Regions from separate parts of the Homo sapiens genome. Here regions 2, 3 and 4 are each linked to region 1. A link is a contact called in ENCODE Hi-C or POLR2A ChIA-PET data. All regions are on one chromosome and are shown on one strand. The core of a region is the stretch at or near the end of the contact, and the rest is flanking DNA. Distances in the headings are between cores, read along the strand shown. Region 1 holds the start of SBNO2 (strawberry notch homolog 2). Region 2 holds the start of ARID3A (AT-rich interaction domain 3A). Region 3 holds the start of NDUFS7 (NADH:ubiquinone oxidoreductase core subunit S7). Region 4 holds the start of WDR18 (WD repeat domain 18).

What was found. Hi-C counts contacts between places; a loop is a spot of excess contacts on that map. ChIA-PET counts read pairs that join two places held with the same protein, here RNA polymerase II (POLR2A). Pooled maps may share reads with other maps.
Region 2: a map of sigmoid colon shows a loop between it and region 1 (1.9-fold over the local background). The contact joins the promoter of ARID3A here to the promoter of SBNO2 in region 1. A Hi-C loop is called at or near these places in 3 of 168 maps with a recorded cell type or tissue (HCT116, heart left ventricle and sigmoid colon) and 6 of 50 pooled maps. POLR2A ChIA-PET finds 5 or more read pairs at or near these places in 2 of 52 experiments (HCT116 and naive thymus-derived CD8-positive, alpha-beta T cell).
Region 3: a loop to region 1 is called in a pooled map, with 14 times the contacts of the local background. The contact joins the promoter of NDUFS7 here to the promoter of SBNO2 in region 1. A Hi-C loop is called at or near these places in 1 of 37 single-sample maps with no recorded cell type and 8 of 50 pooled maps. POLR2A ChIA-PET finds 5 or more read pairs at or near these places in 3 of 52 experiments (MCF 10A, activated CD4-positive, alpha-beta T cell and activated CD8-positive, alpha-beta memory T cell).
Region 4: a loop to region 1 is called in a pooled map, with 4 times the contacts of the local background. The contact joins the promoter of WDR18 here to the promoter of SBNO2 in region 1. A Hi-C loop is called at or near these places in 5 of 50 pooled maps. POLR2A ChIA-PET finds 5 or more read pairs at or near these places in 4 of 52 experiments (BJ, H1, WTC11 and 1 more).

The regions. Positions count from the first base shown.
Region 1 is chr19:1,172,807-1,175,758 of GRCh38, reverse strand. SBNO2 (strawberry notch homolog 2) reads left to right here and starts at 1,491. Exons shown (of 32, transcript NM_014963.3): 1 at 1,491-1,587. LOC102725180 (collagen alpha-1(VII) chain) reads right to left here. Exons shown (of 3, transcript XR_005647046.2): 2 at 1,875-2,740; 3 at 766-1,199. RefSeq lists enhancers at 1,131-1,180, 2,565-2,952 and a silencer at 1,321-1,630.
Region 2 is chr19:924,643-927,594 of GRCh38, reverse strand. It overlaps ARID3A (AT-rich interaction domain 3A), which reads right to left and starts at 1,560. Exons shown (of 9, transcript NM_005224.3): 1 at 1,536-1,560. RefSeq lists silencers at 591-783, 771-1,010, 1,431-1,500, 1,591-2,520, 2,611-2,700 and an enhancer at 626-1,386.
Region 3 is chr19:1,382,507-1,385,458 of GRCh38, reverse strand. It overlaps NDUFS7 (NADH:ubiquinone oxidoreductase core subunit S7), which reads right to left and starts at 1,552. Exons shown (of 8, transcript NM_024407.5): 1 at 1,517-1,552. The coding sequence starts at 1,532. It overlaps TRF-GAA1-6 (tRNA-Phe (anticodon GAA) 1-6), which reads left to right and starts at 2,025; the gene lies at 2,025-2,097. It overlaps TRN-GTT2-6 (tRNA-Asn (anticodon GTT) 2-6), which reads right to left and starts at 1,896; the gene lies at 1,823-1,896. RefSeq lists silencers at 1,423-1,482, 1,733-1,872, 2,053-2,182.
Region 4 is chr19:982,898-985,849 of GRCh38, reverse strand. WDR18 (WD repeat domain 18) reads right to left here and starts at 1,505. Exons shown (of 10, transcript NM_024100.4): 1 at 1,287-1,505. The coding sequence starts at 1,496. RefSeq lists enhancers at 1,186-1,365, 1,396-1,545, 970-1,911 and silencers at 1,596-1,685, 2,850-2,952.

The sequences.
Region 1 (2,952 bases), core at 242-2,741:
CTAAAATATCTTAAACCTGCTTATTATCTGCCTTACCAGGCCTTCTTTGCCCGGACTGTTCTTCCTACTCTTGTCTACCTGGTACACTCCTACTTGAACTTCAAAACCCCAGCTTCAACACACTCTTCAGCATGCAGCCCTCTATGAAGCCCTAGGCAGACATTTCAACCCTCCCAGAGATCCCGCATATTGGAGTGTCTGGTCCTGGTTCTCTCTCCCCTAGACCAGGGGCTTTCTGATGTTGGGACAGACAGCTGAGTCCTCTGTGAGACCCTGGGTTTTCCCAGCTCATGACCAAGCACAGAGCAGCATCGATTAGAAGTCACTGAATGAATTAACAAAGTCATGGAGAAATCAACTCTAGTTTCAGGGGGTTGGAATGGGGGCAGAGGCCTCTGGCTTGTGGCTGCTTGGGTCCAGGGAGCTGTATCAGTATTGTCATGGCTGAAATTGGGCTGGGGAGGCGGTGGTGCCTCCCACACTGGATCTGCCTTCACTGGCTCAAGTCACAGGAAAAGTGCCCTGAGACTCCAGCTCCCCACGCAGGGCAGCCTCCCACCACAGCCACCGAGAGGAGGAGCCCCTCAGGCCCCCGTGGCCCTGCCTGAAAGGATCCTGCTCTCTTGGGGGTAGCCCCTGGGACTTACCCAAACCCCCATGTGCCAGTCACCATGCTGAAGCGTCCAGAACTGTATTTGGTTAGGGAGAGAGATTAATGAACAGAGATAACTTTTCGTGAGAGAGTATGTCTGACAGGCCCAGAGGTGATGATTTTATTTCATTTTATTTTATTTCGTTATTTATTTATTTATTTTTGAGATGGAGTCTCACTCTGTTGCCCGGGCTGGAGTGCAGTGGTGCGATCTCAGCTCACTGCAATAACTACCTCCCAGGTTCAAGCGATACTACTGCCTCAGCCTCCTGAGTAGCTGGGATTACAGGTGCCCGCCATCACGCCCAGCTAATTTTTGTATATTTAGTAGAGACGGGGTTTCATCATATTGTCCAGGTTGGCCTCAAACTCCCGACCTCAAGTGATCCATCCGCCTCAGCCTCTCAAAGTGCTGCGATTACAGGCGTGAGCCACTGCGCCCGGCTGGTGATCGTCTTAGTAGCTTTTGAGGGAGTCTCAGTTTAAAAGTCTCGGGTGAGTGAGCCCCAGTGGGGGACGTGGCACATGCAGAGGCTTGGAGGGGGTTCTGAGGAAGGAGGAAAAAAGGGGATGCTGTACCACAAAGCAGATTCCATTTCACCAGCACGGTGCAGAAGAGGAAACTGAGGCTTGAGGAGGTGAAAGCACATGCTGGGGTCTCAAGAGAACCAGGCAGGGCGGGATTCGAACCCAGAGCCGTAGGAGTCCCAGCCCCTTCCGAATAGCGGAAGGACCTCAAGGGATTGGCTTGGAAGGTGGCCCCGCCCCCGAACCGAGACCACGCCCCCGCAGGTGGAGGCCCCGCCCCGCGGCATGACCGGAAGTGCGCGGGGCCCCCAAGATGGCGCCCGAAACCCGGAAGTGAGCGGCGGCAGCTGCGAGGCTCGGAGAAACAGGCGCCGCGGGCTCCGCGCCCGGCCGGACCCGGGCCCGAGGTGAGGCTCTGGTTGCGACCCCCGCCCCGGCTCCACCGCGACCCCTGCCTGGCCCGACCCCGCTTGTGGGTCCGGCGCTCCCCGCGGACCCCTGCGCCCGGGGCTGGGGGTTCTGGGGGCCGTGGGGCGGGGGCGAGCGCGGCGGGACCCCCGCCCTCCGCCGCGACCCCTTCCGACCCCGCCCTTCGCCGCCAACGTTGACCCCGCGCTGCCCCGCGACCACCGCCGTGAACCTTGACCTGCCCCCCCGCCCCCCGGCGACCCCCTGCCGTGAACCTTAACCCTACCTTCCACGACAACCCTCCCAACCTTTCCTTCCCGCTCTTCCGGGTGACTCCCTGTACCGCGCAGCTTGGTGACCCCCGACCTTTCGTTTTCTGGTAACCCTTGACCCCGCACTCATCGGTGCCCCCGAGCCCCTTGGTGACCCCGCACCCGCTTTTCCTCGGTATCCTGGCCTTCCCTTTTGGGGACTCTCGACTCCATGCGCCTCGTGACCTCGACCCCTTCCTGGGAGTGACCCCCGGTCTCTCCCGCCGCCCCGATTCCTGACTCCAGGCTCCTCGGGCGTTCGTGCCCCTTCCTCCTCCTTGTCCCCGGTCCCAGGACCCTTGCCTTCTCGGCCCCGCAGCGCAGCCCTGTCTCCCTCCCTCCCCTTGCTCCCCGCCCCTCCCGCTCCTGGGGCCTCCGACTTCTCTTCTGGGGCAGATGGTTTTTCGGTTTCTGCATGGAGGTCCCCCGGTTTGGGATGGGGGCTTGCTGATATTAGGTGACCCCGGGGCCGTCTGGGCGGAGTCTGCAGAGCGTGTTGGGGGTGGGAGTGCGGGTCGCATTCAAACCCGGCTTCCAGGGACAGGCGGGAGGGAGGGTAGCGGGCTGAGATGGCCCGAGTGGGGCCCGGGAGCAGCGTGTGTCGGTGAAGGGGAAGCGCAGGCCTCCTGGTGGGTCCTGTCCCCCGTAGGGCACTCTTCCCACCACCCCAGAGTCCCGAAGAATAAGGCAGGTGGGGCCTGGAGGGACCAATCCCCAGACTGACCTGGGGCGTGGGGGGCAGGCGTTGTGGAGAGCCCACCCAGCGCCTCCAGGGACGCCGGGCACGGATGGTGCTGGGGCAGGGACGGTGGGTGTCTCCCTGGATGAACTGATTAACATTCTGAAAAGTTAAAAAAAAAAAAAAAAAATCTCTTAAATGTGTAGCCGGGGCCTCCCCTGGCTGCTTCTTCCCGGAATGCCTGTTGTTCCCGCCTGCTCAGAACGTCCTTCCTGCCTGTGACTGCTGGGACGGGACGGGATAGGTTTGGTGCCATCTGTTGCACGCCCTGTCAGCGAGAGTGCCCGGCCTCGGAGCTGGCCTGTGCTGATGCT
Region 2 (2,952 bases), core at 311-2,810, 250 kb after region 1:
CCACGGAAGAGCTCCAAGCAAAGCCCCCCCTCTTTGGGGGCACAGAAGGAAGAGGCCAAAGGAAGCCACTCCCCCCACCAGCCCGCTCCGAGCCCTGCTGGGTTTAATGACCCTTCCGGGTCGCCGGGTGGGGGAGGGGAGCAGGACAGACCTCCACGTTGGGGCCGGTGGAGGGGGCAGGTGGGGATCCCAGATTCCCCCCTAGGTCAGGGCTGGGTGCCCCCCCATCGCCGCCATAACCCTAAACTAGCTACGCCCACCCCCTTCAGACCCCTCCCCCCAAGAGCCCTTTGTCCTCGACCCCCACCCCCATTTTATGACAGCCCCAAGGGAGAGGCTGGGACGGGGCGCTGGGTGGTCGTTGGACCAGGCAGGGGTGGGGGGCGGAGGGATCCTGGGCCACACCCTCCTCCCCCCAGGCCTCCGGAGAGAGGTCACCCGCTCGGCGCGGGCCTTGCAAAACATGGTTATTTAAAGAGTTGTGCAAGGCCCCGGGCCCGCGGGTGGCGAAAGGGGCCCCTCACTCCACGAAGGGAAGAGGAGGGGGAGGGGCGGGGCAGAAAGCTGGGGAGGGGGCTAAGAAAGTCCTGGGTTGGGGGGGCCTGGAGGAAGTGAGAAAAAAACTCAAGAAGGAGAAGAAATAAGAAGACAGAAACCCTGGTCCGGATTTCAAAGGCTTCTTGGAAAGCGGCCGATTTGCATGGGGGGGGGAACCCCTCCAGCCCGAGCGCCTAAAAACGGAAGATAATTGAACCCGCCGCCCGGGGCCGGCGCCGAGCGTTGGAGTTGACAAACGCGCGCTCCCAGCGCTTCCTGCGCCCGCTTTTGTGTCTGGGGGGCCCTGAAACGGGTCAGGGGGCTCTTCCTGGGTATCCCCGCCGAGGAACCGGGCGCCCGGGCCCAACCCACCCCGGCGCCCGGGGGCCGCGGTGTCTCCCCCGGGGGCCCCTCTCTGCGCTGGGGCGGACACTTTATAAATAAACCAGCCCGGCTGGGGAGGCTCGCCGGGAACTACCCTCCCTCCTCTCTGGGCTCCCGAATAAATCCCTGATTTCGGGGAGAAAGAATAAAAATGAAATAAAATATCGGGGTGCAGCCCCCCGCGCGCGCGCAGAGACCATTTCCTTCCGCTGGGGAGGGGGGGGCGCGCACTCGCGACCCCCGATCGCCCCTGCTCGCCCCTGAGCGATTGATCCAGTGGGGAGTGAAGTCTCCAAGCGGGGTGCAGAGAAAACTCCCCGAACCCCAGCCCGCCAGGGCCGCCTTCCCAGTCCGGGACCCCCACCAACATCTCCGCCCAACTTTGGGGACCCCCTTCTTTGGCTTCCAGGACGCACTGCGCCCACCCCGGCACCGGAACCCGCGCTGGGAACGGCCAGCGCGCTCCCCAGCCTTACCGCGCAGGGCGGCTCGTAGTGGGGCGCGCGCCCCGCGCCTGGGGTCGGCCTGCCCGGGCCCGCCTGGCTTCCAGCCGCCGGTGCGCGCCGCTGGCTCCCGGCCCCCGACCCACGGGGCTGTGCCGCGCGCCGACTCACCGAGCCGCCAGCCGCGTCCGCGTCTACACCCCTCCGCCCGATTGGTAAGAGGCGCCCCGCGCGCGGCCGGCCCCCGCCCCGCCCCTCCCCCACCCCCAGACAAATCACCAGGGGACGAGTCGCTCTCGGATGCAAATACCTGGCCGGTGATTCAGCGCCGCGGCCCGGGCGCGGGAGGGCCTCGCCAGGGCTCCCCACTTTTCCCCGCACGCCCCCTCGCCCCCCTCCCGCGGTCTGACGACGCGCAACCAGCCCGGGGGCGCTGGGGAGCCGGGCAGAGTGGACGGAAATTTTCAGGTCGCGGCCCCTTTAAAGGATAATAAATAATAAACGGGAAGGGGAACAGCGCCGCGGGAGGCCCCGCCCCCGGCCTAGGGACGGTGGGCAAAGTGCGCGACGCGGCCCCAAGCGCAGAGGGTGCCGGGGGCAGGGGCTGGGGCGGGAGCGCCCCGGGGGAAGAAGAGGGGACTGACTGGGGCTCCGCCTGGGCGGGCTGGCCGGAGGCATCGGAGCCAGATCCGGGACCAAGTCTCTTCCCTTCTTACGGAGCACCTACGCTGGGCCTCGTGGACTCGGAGTTTCACCTTCGCCCCTTAGACGGAGAGACCCTGAGAGAGTGACTTCACTCTCCGGAGCCGCCGTTTCCAAGTCTGAGAAATGGGCTTGAAAGACCCGGTGCAGAGCTGGGCGGGCGGCGTCGGAGGGAGGGAACCAGGGTCCCGCCGGCCTCCCTCTGGGGAGGGACGGGCTGCAGACGGGGGCTCGGCGCGGGCGTGGGGAGGTGCGCGCTGGGACCCGGAGCCCCTTTGTGAAACCAGGACGACCCTGCCCGGCCCGGCTGTCACCAGCGTCGGGAGCTCGGCTGCCCACCACCCCCCCGTGAAGGTGGTGATGACTTACACGGTCTGAGCGGTCGCTTGCCCAACCACGTGCCCCGCGCCTCCCTCCAGGGAGGTCCCTGCACGTCTCCAGCCCTCACTCCTCTCTGTAGTTGGCAACCTTCTTGTCGCCACTGCGCAGAGCAGGAAACTGAGGCACCGAGCGGGGTGCAAGGAAGGCGGTCGGGAGGGGGACGCGTGCTCTGCAGGGAGCTGTGTGCGCGGGAAGCGACCCCAGGGGGCTAAGCGCAGAGGCCCAGGCTCCAGCCCGGACGTGAGCCCCAGGGGAGCCTGGAGGGCGGGCAGGGGCCACCCCGGGGGACCCTCACTTGTGGAGGGTCTCTGGCGGGCTCGGGTCCCCGGTCCTGAGTGTTGGGGGCGGGGTTGTAGTCGTCTCCCTCCCCTTTCCCTAGACTAGCACACGGCATTGCAACTTTCTCTCTGTCCTTCCACCTAGTTGCACCTCCTCCCTCCACAAAACTGCAACCGGGGCCGGCGCGGTGGCTCACGCCTGTCATCTTAACACCTTGGGAGGCGGA
Region 3 (2,952 bases), core at 303-2,802, 210 kb before region 1:
TCACTGCAACCTCCGCCTCCCGGGTTCAAGCGATTCTCTTGCCCCAGCCCCCCAGTAGCTGCGATTACAGGCATGCGCCACCACACCCAGCTGATTTTGTATTTTTAGTAGAGACGGGGTTTCTCCATGTTGGCCAGGCTGGTCTCGAACTCCGGACCTCAGGTGATCCGCCCACCTTGGCCTTCCAAAGTGCTGGGATTACAGGCGTGAGCCACCGCGCGTGGGCCAGGCATTCTTAACAAGGGGCCTGGTGAGGATTCAGAACTGTGAATTTGCTTGGAATAAAAAAATATATATGTCTTTGTTGTCACCAGCATCTTATGGAAAATTAGCCCTTCATTCAATTCTTAGCGTAGGCTGGGTGCCGTGGCTCCCAGCACTTTGGGAGGCTCAGGTGGGAGGATTGCTTGAACTCAGAAGTTCGAGACCAGCCTGGGCAACAGGGCAAGACCCCCATCTCTACTAAAAATACAAAAACTAGCCAGGCATGGTGGCGCACACCTGTGGTCCCAGCTACACAGGACACTGAAGTGCCAGAATCGCTTGAGCCTGGGAGGCACAGGTTGCAGTGATGAGCCAAGATGGCACCACTGCACTCCAGTCTGAGCGACAGAGGCAGACCCTGTCTTAATAAATAAATAAAAAATTCTTAGCATAGACAACAAAATACGGCAGTATTAGCAGGACCTGTAACTTTTCACCAAGCGGAATCACAGATGTTTCCTAGCTATGGTGCAGGGGCTGCAGACGTTTCCGTATCATCAAAGCCTCATTTCCACTCCTCACTCCTTCCAAATCACAGTCGCAATTAGACCTGCCGCTAGATCGCGTTCATAAGGGAAGCACTTAGATTACTAAGTCGCCAATCAGGTTTCAAGACAATCTTTTAATAACTGCCTCTCCGTGTAACTGATTTCCTTGCAATTCTATGGATTTTATTCCATGCATTTAATAACTTTATCTGAGCAGAGGTCCGCAGGCTTCAGCTGATCCCAAAAAAGTCCCTGGAGCAGGACAGGCTCTGCGAGAGGCCCTTACCTCCCAGGGGTGGGGAGGGAGGTGGAGGGTCCAGCAGGGTGGCGTGGATGTCCTGGGTCCTGTTCCTTCCCAGGCCCGGCCCTGTGACCTCGAAGACCCTCAATGGGCCTCAGTTTCCCAGCCTGTCAGGCAGGCCCCGCTCTCTCCAGGGCATCTCAAGAGCAGCCTCGCGGGCCGTGCCCTGGTCTCGGGGACGTGAATGGGGCCCCTCCAGCCTCCACCCCGAGCGCCTTCCTGAGGCTGGAGGCTTGCGTCATGACCTACCGGGCCTCGGTTTCCCCGACTGTACTCTGGACGCAATAACGGCGACCGTTCATCGCAAGCCGGGCGGGGAGCCCGAGGAGCGGCCGGCTCGGAGAAGCCCGGAGAGGACCGCGGCCACGACGCCGGCACCGACCCCCGACGCCACCACGACACCCGAGGCTCCCACGGCCCCAGACCCGCGCGGCCCCACACCCGCCGCCGGTGCCGCGCTCACCTGACAGCACCGCCATCTTGGCCTCGGCCTTCAGACAACCTCTGAGGTCCGTTCTCCTTAGCGCTCCGGGTTCCCGGGGCCGCCGCCCAAAGCGGCTCGGAGCGCATGCGGAAACCGGAACCTGGAGCCGGGAGGTTCCGCTGCGCTTTCGGCCTCCGTGGTCGTGTTGCGCCGTGCACCCCCAGATCACCCGAGGCGGAAAGGTCATCGGAGTGCGCACGTGGGGGCCGCGGGTCTGCGGCGGACCGACAAAAACAGAGGCGACACTCATTTTCTTGTTATTCCAGGAGGGCAAAAGTCACCACGCGTCCCTGGGTGGGCTCGAACCACCAACCTTTCGGTTAACAGCCGAACGCGCTAACCGATTGCGCCACAGAGACGACACTGCGCTCCGGCGCCCTGGGAGACCTTACAAAGGATGTGGGGCCTGCTGACGCGAAACGACTGCGCCTGCGCAGGGAAGGCGCAGCGCGGGACGGAGTCCCGGCGAGAGCGACTCTGCCGCCCAGCCGAAATAGCTCAGTTGGGAGAGCGTTAGACTGAAGATCTAAAGGTCCCTGGTTCGATCCCGGGTTTCGGCAGAAGTTTTAGCGCCTCTTGCGATCACTGATGTCTTTCGTTCAGGATTGGTCCAGCTGCCTCGCAGCTATCCCGGACCCCTTACCGCAACATCACCGCATTCTGCAGAGGAGTCGCCGCGATGTGGACTCATCCCAAAGTAAGGGGGCTCAGACCTCACAACCCCAAAGCCTCCTCTTCCCACCCCTAAGAGGTCATAATTTCAGCTCAAACTTCCCCCTTCCCTGACACACCCTCGATTTTCCATCTTGCTTAAATTGATAAGTTTACAACCAGTACTAATGATATAAAAACTAACACTAAACACCCAAACTAGCAAAACAGAGTTTGCAGAACGCTTTCTGCATGCATATCATTTAATTTTCACAATTCCACTGGAGGTTTTGTCTGCCTGTTTTATGATTACAAAAACAGAGGCAAAGGCCGGTGCGGTGGTTCACGCCTGTAATCCCAGCACTTTGGGAGGCTGAGGCAGGCAAATCACCTGAGGTCAGGAGTTCAAAACCAACCTGGCCAATATGGTGAAACCCTGTATCTAAATCCCAGCTACTCGGGAGGCTGAGGCAAGAGAATCACTTGAATCCGGGAAGCGGAGGTTGCAATGAGCTGAGATCGTGCCACCGCACTCCAGCCTGGGCGACAGAGTGAGACTCCATCTCAAAAAAAAAAAAAAAAGAAAAAAGAAAAAGAAAAAGTAAAGAAAACAGAGGCTCAAATTAGGTGAACACAGGTGACTAGCAAGACTGGGGGCCCCTTGAGGACCACAACAAGTGTTTACTGAATTCGTGCCATGGGCTGGGGACCCACTGCTGAGCAAAGCCAGGCCTGGTCTCTGTTCTTGGGCAGCTCAAAAGGAT
Region 4 (2,952 bases), core at 256-2,755, 190 kb after region 1:
CAGCCTCGTGAGCCCCATGCAGGACACGGGAGCTACTACAGCAGTGGAGGGCGAGGGGAGGGGACGCCTGGGCAATGGCTAAGTCAGAGAACCAGGAAGAGGAGTCGGGAGCAGGGTGGTTTGAGCAAATGCATGGTCCAGCAAGGAAGTGTTCGCCCCTGCAAGAGGCTTCGAGGCTGGAGGTGGTAGATGTGAGGTTGGTGCTTCCTCTGAGGGTCAGAGGGGCCCTGGGTGGGAGGAGTACAGGAACAGAACAAAGAGGATCCAGAAGGACACTGGGGCCCAAGAGCCCAGTAGGCTTGTGCCCCAATCCTTCTATCCATAATGTCCAACCTAAGACCCCAAGCCTCAGCTTCCTCCTCTCTAAAATGGGAAAACTCAGCCGGGCGTGGTGGCTCACGGCTGTAATCCCAGCACTTTGGGAGGCTGAGGTGGGCAGATCACTTGAGGTCAGGAGTTCGAGACCAGCCTGGCCAACATGGTGAAACCCTGCCTCTACAAAAAATACAAATGTGGGCCGGGTGTGGTGGTTGGTGCGGGCCTGTAGTTGCAGCTACTCAGGAGGCTGAGGCCCGAGAATCGCTTGAACCCTAGAGGCAGAGGCTGCAGTGAGCCGAGATCGCACCACTGCACTCCAGCCTCAGCGACAGAGTGAGACCCTGTCTCAAAACTAAAATAAAATGGGAGAAATTTATGAGTTGTGTGTAGACTCCATCAGGCAATGCTGGAGCACAGAGCCAGTCCCAAGAGATCTCAGCGGGCACACGGGGGAAGCGAGTAGCTTCAGGGACTGGCTGCATTTGGGCTTGGGAGTAGAGGGGAAACTGTGGGCGACGGTGAGTATCTGTTGCTTTATTGGAGGAATAAACATGAGTTTCCTGCGCCACCCCTTCATGGGAGACTCCCCCAGACCTTGGTCCTTCTCCCTTTTCCTCCAGAACCACAACATCCACAGAGCTCATAGGCCCCTTTTAATCAAATTTCGCGCTCCAAGAACTCGTGCATGCGCAATTGCCCCAAGGGACCCCCCGGAGCGTCTCCCATTTTCCCCCACTGCCCCCATAGCAGCTCAGGCCTGAGCCCCGCGCGTGCGCAGAGCGGCCTAACAGGTCGCACGTATCTCCCCAAAGCCCCCAGACCCGCGCATGCGCAGAGCGCCCGAACGGAGACCACCTCCCCTCCCCACGCCAATTCCGACTAAGGGTGCACGCGGCCCCCACCAACCCATCCCCCGACTTCAGCCTCGGGCGCCCCATGACCCCAGCAGCGAGACCGCACCGCCGCACCTTCCGCTGGAGCTCCCAGGCGCTGATGTAATTCTTGCCCAGCTGCGCCGCCAGCAGATACTCGCCATTGAGCAGCGCCAGGCCGCGGGGTCCCGCCTGGCCGCCGCGGTAGGTGAGCAGGTTGGCGCCCGAGTGAAGTTCCCACACGATGCAGCTCCACATCGGGGCCGCCGAGTCCGTACACACGGCCACCTCCATGGGCGCCGCCATCTTGCCTTCCCCACCGCCCCGGACGTGCGTCATCATGAGCGAGACGCGGACGACTGCCCCACGCGGGCCAGAGCGGCGGCCCCGCGGCCCCAGCGGGTGGCCGACCCGCGCATGCGCCCGTGCCTCGGAGAGAGGGGCTTTCTTGTGAAGTGGGATTTCCCGCTTACCTGAGACTCGAGGGTCGCGCGGCCTGCTTAGAGATCTGGGGAGGCGACTTCTTCCAAGGCCCAGGGTCTCCGGCGATCAGTTAGTAGCTCTAGAGCCGGGGTACCTGACTTGGCCTTTTCCTCCTGGGCATTTTTGGCCAAGTGACTCAAGCTCTTGGATTCATTTATTTTTAAATGTTCAAATAATAAAGTTCCGACGTCACAGGCCTAAATGACACATTGCGCCTAAAAGAGAGAGCGCACACCCAGCAACATGGCTAGTTGGCGATGAATACATTGGAATTCACTGCTTCCTTATTTATTTAGTTTTGTAGAGCCAGGGTCTCACTGTCCTGCCCAGGCTGGCCTCGAACTCCTGAGCTCAAGTGATCCTCCCAGCTCGGCCTGCCAAAGTGCTGGGATTACAGGCGTGAGCCACCGCGCCCGGCCCAGTGTTTCCTTATTGGTCGACATCTGCCTCCCCCTTGACCCCTCTTTAGGGGCCTCAACATCTAAATTATTAGTCGGATAGCTTGGTGTAGGTCAAACAAGTCGCCAGTTCTGTCCGAGCCAAGCAGGGTCTAACTTCATGTCACGGCTGCCCGTCACGGACCATGTCTGAAAACGGCATTCAAAAAAAAAAAAAGGCCGGGCGCTTTGGCTCAGGCCTGTAATCCCAGCACTTTGGGAGGCCGAGGTGGGTGGATTACCTGAGATCAGGAGTTCGAGACTACCCTGGCCAACATGGCGAAACCCCGTCTTTACAAAAAGTACAAAAAGCCGGGCGTGGTGGGAGGCTGAGGCAGGAGAATCGCTTGAACCCGGGAGGCGGAGGTCTCAGTGAGCCGAGATCCCAGGCACTCCAGCCTGGGCGAATGAGACTCTGTCTCAAAGAAAAACATATATCTATTATTTATTTATACTAAATATATATCTAGTAGAGATGGGGGGTCTCACTGTGTTGCTCAGGCTGGTCTCCAACACCTGGGCTTAGGCCTTGGCCTCTTAAACCGCTGGGATTACAGGCTTCAGCCACAACGTCCGGCCTAAAAACAGTATGATTTAAAATGTGCAATTAGTTGCCAACCCCTTAAAAAGGGATAAAAAGGGAGCATTCATTTAAAAGTCGGGATTTCCGCCCGGGGGTTGCAGCTGACCTGGGTCGTGTGCCCTCGAGCAGCAAGAGGCAGGGGCTGGAGGCTGCATGCGGGGTGCGGTCCCCGGAGGCGGTGCGACTCCTGGTCCGCGGCTCCCGGCGGAGGGCACGGCCGGGGCAGGAGGCTGGTGCCAGAGCGTGCGGCGCCGCAGCC